Regions from separate parts of the Homo sapiens genome. Here region 1 is linked to region 2. A link is an interaction called in ENCODE POLR2A ChIA-PET data of the cell type or tissue named here. Cell type or tissue: Panc1. All regions are shown on one strand. Links, peaks and the distances in the headings refer to the core of each region. The heading gives the core; the rest is flanking DNA.

Region 1 (2,927 bases), core at 101-2,600, 130 kb before region 2:
GCTGCAGTGAGCTGAGATGGCGCCACTACACTCCAGCATGGGTGACAGAGTGAGACTCTGTCTCAAAAAAAAAAAAAAAAAAAATCAAGGTGTCTCTCATTTTCAAGGATAATCAAATTTACCCTTTCATCCTGTGATTTTCTATGTAATAATATGTGTTTATTTCTTTTTAGGTCTGAATGCAGTTATATATACATTCTTTTACTCCTCTTATTAGAGAATCTAATGAACCTTCATTCTATCAAATGTTTCCCATGGTATATTTGTAGTTGGTATGATCATTAAATGCAGAAGAATGCTTCACTGACCAGTACCTCTCTTAAATCATGATTCGACATCATTTTTGTAATTTTACCAATGTTTTTATTTCCCTAAATCCCTAAAGATAGATTGGCTGGGTGCGGTAGCTCATGCCTGTAATCCCGGCACTTTGGGAGGCCAAATCCACTTTTGGCGGATCATGAGGTCAGGAGATTGAGACCATCCTGGCTAACATGGTGAAACCCCGTCTCTACTAAAAATACAACAAAATTAGCTGGGCGTGGTGGCGGGTGCCTGTAGTCCCAGCTACTAGGGAGGCTGAGGCAGGAGAATGCTGTGAACCCGGGAGACGGAGCTTGCAGTGAGCCGAGATCACACCACTGCACTCCAGCCTGGGTGACAGAATGAGACTCTGTCTCAAAAATAAATAAATAAATAAAAATAAAAAATAAGATAAAATAAGATAGATTTCGATTCTCCAAAACATTTCGTTTTCTATACTTATACATCCCAATTTCTGTATTTTCTTTACATTTTGTGCTTTATATAACTATTTGAAACAGTATGATCATAGGATGTCAAATGATGTCACAAGAAGAAAATACATAGAACTAGAGTCTTCTTGCATTTCATCGTGCTATTAACAGTAAACTCATTAACTGTGTTGCTTTTCAAAGTGTTCACAATGTTTGTTCATATTGCTAAGCAGAGAAACTGTTCTTTGGAAGGGAGTACAGATAATTTTCAGAAAGAACCATCATAAAACATGTTTGAGCTAGAAGCAAAAGCAAATAAAAGCTGCAAATGAACCAGTAAAAAAGAAAAAGAAAAGCATTTGCAAAATAAATTCTATGATGCACTTAGAGAAAAGCTGTATGACATTTCCTTCTGCTGTTATAATGATATACTCTTTGGTTGACCAGCTGACCAGCCAGCCCCTAAAGACTTCATATCCTGTTTTTCAATTATAGGACTACAAATCAATGCATCTCCAGTGTTGAGCAATGACATTTTGGGTCATTTAACTAACTCCCTTATGCAGGTTATCCTCCTTTATCAGCACCATAAAAATGAGACTGATGGTAGCATTTATAGTCACTGCAAAGAGTCACCTAATAAGCTGGTGAGTCATGACCTCATTCTTTCCTGTTGCCCAGCATTTCTAGCAAAGTTGAAACATTGAGGAAAAATGAACCACAGATTTTGTAAACAGATAAAGAAATATGGTGATAGGTTAACTCTGACATTAGAGCTAGAATGAGAAATCATCTGGAGCCATAAAAGCCTGCCAAACTTTTTCCTCTTAGAAAATTGCCTCATAGACAGTTTAAACCATCCTTATATGGTATTTTAATAACTTAAGAAAGATGATCCGTTAGGTTATTAAATTAAATCTTTGTGTTGCTACTATTGTAACATTAGATGAATGAATAACATGAATGTGTTTTTATGCTCTGCCATTGATATGGCTGGCATGGGAAAGGCTTCTTCCTTTGTTTTCAGGGCTTAAATTGTTCGATTGGACAGAATGGGAGAAATAACTGCATACTTAATAAATTCTTTCTGATGAGATGATGCTTTCAAAGAAATTCAGACTCAAGATCCCTTTTCTGAGGTTTGAATGATCAAAGGAGAAATCAGTATCTAAATCTATCTTTTTCTTCCTTGTTCTAAAAGAAAGTACATCTTATATCTATATCTATATCTATATATATTTGCTAGTGAATAAGGGAATAAGGTCTTATCGTAGGTAGGAGTAGCTATATTTGCAAATGATGTAAAATTTGGATTTACATGTGCCATCCCCAAATACGGTCATACATAGAGTTTCAGTGATAGGATGCATTCTGTGACTTGAAATGTGCATTTTTATTACTGAATTATATCACCATGAATTAATATTTTAGGATAAATCCTGCAATTATCTTTTGAATATTACATTGTATTGTGTGCATATTACATTGTGTTGTGAGAAAACCTACTGAAAGGGGTCAGATGTAATATTGTAGTGTGTGTGTGAGATCTACTGAAATCTCACCCCTTTCAGTAGATTTTCTCACCAGCTTTCAGTGATGGTGGTGATGGTGATGGGAACAGTTAAAAACATTACTTTGCTGAAGCTAACATTTATGTAATTTGTTGTAATACTATTTAGATATTTCTTCCCTTTTAATAAGATCAGAGGCTAAAAAAAAAAAAAAAGAGAAAAATAAAAAGTAACTCTTTCTTGATACCTGAGAGGCTTTGTAAATAAATACAAAGGAAAAATGTGAGAACTTAAATGATTTTTCCCTAGAAATAATTGTGTTTTTTAGAAGAGTGAAGTAAGATTCAAGGAGAGTCTCACCCAACAATTAGGCCAGAGAAATTGAAACAGAAAGAAAGAAAGAAAGAAAGAGGAAAAAGAGAGAAAGAGAGAAAGAAAGAAAGAAAAGAAAGAAAGAAAAAAGAAAGAAAGAGAAAGAAAGAAAGAAAGACATAAAAAGAAAATTCTTCCTGAGAAGGGCCCAAAATTTGCATTTCTAACAAGTTTCCAGGTAACACTGGTGCTCTTTGCCTGGGAACCACGCTTTGATAACTTAGTATATGTTAGCCCTATAGATCTGGTGAGATGCCACAGCTGACCTAGAGCAGGTTCTGTGGGCAGGGGTGGGTAAGGATATGAG
Region 2 (2,927 bases), core at 272-2,771:
CAGCTCCTTTGAGATAATCATGGGAGCCAATTCGATTTCCTTAAAATTCAGCCATTTCCCTAAAGCCTCCATGAGACACCCTTGTCTTTTCCAAGAAAAAAACAAAAACAAAAGCAAAATGTGAAAAGATCTAATCAGAAACAATGAAAAAGAGTAAGTTATCTGCTGCAGTTCTTCTATTTGGTCTCACCAGAAGCTGCTCACACAGTCATTTACTTCAGTTTGTCACTCCTGAGTCTGGCGCTGCCAGCCGCAGAGTGAAATCATTTCAGGTCAGTCATGTAACTGCTGACCCAGAGTTTATCCTAAACTGGGGCTATGAAAGGTAAAGGTAATGATATTTCATGCTTCTGAGCAAAAACTCAAGCCTCGTGAGGCTGAGGGAAGAATTGCCTTGACCTCAGGCCAGAGATGAAGACGAATTTATGCCACTTCTTCCTTTGCCATAATATTCTTTCCTTGTCCTCCCCCTGATTACAAATATAATACATATTTATTGGCCAGGTGCAGTGGCTCATGTCTGTAATCCCAGCATTTTGGGAGGCCAAGGCAGGCAGATTGCCTGAGGCCAGGAGTTCGAGACCAGCCTGACAAACATGGTGAAACCCCATATTTACTAAAAATACAAAAATTGGCTGGATCTGATGGTACGCCTGTAATCCCAGCTACTTGGGAGGCTAGGGCAGGAGAATCACTTGCACCTGGGAAGTGGAGGCTGCAGTGAGCCAAGATCGTGCCACTGCAGTCCAGCCTGGGCAACACAGCAAGACTCTGTCTAAAAAACAAAAAACAAAAAGCACTCCATATTTATTGTGAAAAATAAAAAAGAGAACAGAATGACTAAAAGAAGCTGCTCAGATCTTGGAAGAGTTTGGAAGGCTCTTTCCCAATTTTGATTCCTTCTTTTCCCCTTAATAAGCAGACTTTTAGAGGACTTTGTGGGTGGTGGTTGTGGTGGTAGTGGAAGACGGGGGTGCTAAGTTTGTGAAGTGGGGATGTTACATTCAAGTTCTTTTTCTTTTTTTTTTCCTTAAAAATTTTTTTTTATTGTGGTAAAATACTCATAACATTTACCATTGTAATCATTTTTAAGTGTGCAGTTCTGTGGCATTAATTACATTTACATTGCTGTTACCCATTGCTGTCATCCCCCTCCAGAAATTTTTCATTTTTCCCAACTGAAACTCTGTGCTCATTAACGATAACTGTCCAGCTCTTGGCTACCACTATTCTACTTTCTGTCTCTATGAATTTGACTATTCCAGGTACCTCACATCAGTGGAATCATACAGTATCTTTTTGTGATTTGCTTATTTCAGTTAGCTTAATGTCCTCCAGTTTCATCCATGTTGTAGCATGTATCATGTCAAAATCTCCTTCCTTTTTAAGGGTGAGTAATATTTCATTGTACATATATATCACATTTGCTTTTCCATTCATTTGTCAATTGACACTTGGGCTGCTTCCACCTTTTCGCTGTTGTGAATAGTGCTGCTATGAACACGGGTATACAAATATCTCCTTGAGACCCTGCTTTCAATTATTTTGAGTATACACTCAGAACCTTCCTTTTCTTTTAAACCTATATTCCACACCACTCACCTCTCTTGTTTCTAACACTATGCAATTACATAGCTGCCCATGGTTTCTAAATCCTGGCCCCTGAATCATTGTTCATGGTTGAAAAGTATGTGGTGGTTCCACCCATTATCCGATCCACCTGAAAGTGCCTTGAGACACGTTCGGCAATGTGCAATTGGGTTTCTGGGAGCTATGCTACCTGCTAGTTCTAGAAACATTAAATGTCACATGACTTAAATATTGCAATTAATTTTAGCATGACCAGAGGCAATATTTCTACTTCTTCACATAGGCGAGCTATGTCTAAAACAAATATCTTCTGAAGAGTAGGTCACAGTGCTGTGCATTACATGATTATATAATTGTGCAGGCTACTAATTGGAATGTAGAGTTAAAGTTACTGTAGGAGGTTTTTCAACTGAGTAGATTAAAGAACTCAAAGTTTATATTTCCTTTAGTTAGATTTTTAAAATAATAAAGTACTTAAATTCTAACAAAAGATACACAATTATAAAATAATTAGAAAGAAAAAAGATGATGTGATAAACAGACCACTTCTGTGCTTATAAGACAAAAGGAGAAAGAAAGGTAATAAAAAACAATTAAAACCAAAGTTATTTTCCCACTGATAATTTTATCTGTCTTTCTTTTCAAGTCCTTTAGTCTCAAAATTATTCACTCTTCCATGTCCTAGTCCAGGATGAATATTCTGTGCCTGAATTATTGCAATTTCAACAGCTAAAATCTATTGAACACTTAATTCCATGCCAAACACTGTTAGCCTAAAGCATGTATCAGCTTACTTTAACCCTTGTATCAACATTCTGAAGTCAGTTTTATCACTCGGGGCAACTGAATATCTAATATTCATTCTCCTCTCTTCTTGCTTGCCCACAGAGTGCAATTTTGCTTGGAGTATCAATGTATTCAATTAAATACTCATGTTCCCAGTCTCCATCACTGCTAAGAGGTCCGGTGATCCAGTTCTAGCAAATGGGATGTAAGCAGAAGTCTGCTGGGGGCTTCTGGGAAGCTTTTTTCTTTCCTGATAAAATGAGACACACATAGCTAGATTAAAGCTCTTGACGTGCCCCTGCTTCTTTCTGTTTTAAGTCTATGACCTAAGACAGAAATGTTATGGCTGGAGCTATAGCAGCCACCTTAGAAACACAAGGCAATGAGCCAACTTGCTAAGAAAGGCAGAGTTGAAAGCTAGAGAGAACCTGGAATCCTGGTGGCATTGCTGAGCAGTTGAATCATTCCCAGCAACTGCCTACCTCTCTACCTTCAGTTATAGGGGAAAAATAAACTATTTATTTAAGCTATGAGTAGACGGGTGTTTAGTT

Evidence for each region. ChIA-PET counts read pairs that join two places held together with the same protein. Peaks named below come from ENCODE experiments on the same cell type or tissue, not always from the same donor. Only the 100,000 strongest peaks of a DNase experiment are listed, where the experiment ranks them.
Region 1: POLR2A ChIA-PET joins it to region 2 with 11 read pairs; 3 of 35 experiments call an interaction of 5 or more read pairs at or near these places.

Annotation. Positions count from the first base shown.
Region 1 is chr12:68,564,101-68,567,027 of GRCh38, reverse strand. No RefSeq gene overlaps it. Among named protein-coding and RNA genes, the nearest start is that of RAP1B, 45 kb to the left of the region's middle. In Panc1, for the core only: no CTCF peak of the experiment used is centred there; a DNase peak (open chromatin) is centred at 1,397; H3K27ac peaks cover 2,500 bases.
Region 2 is chr12:68,435,878-68,438,804 of GRCh38, reverse strand. All of the region lies in intron 2 of LINC02384 (long intergenic non-protein coding RNA 2384), which reads left to right. Among named protein-coding and RNA genes, the nearest start is that of LINC02384, 14 kb to the left of the region's middle. In Panc1, for the core only: no CTCF peak of the experiment used is centred there; no DNase peak of the experiment used is centred there; H3K27ac peaks cover 2,500 bases.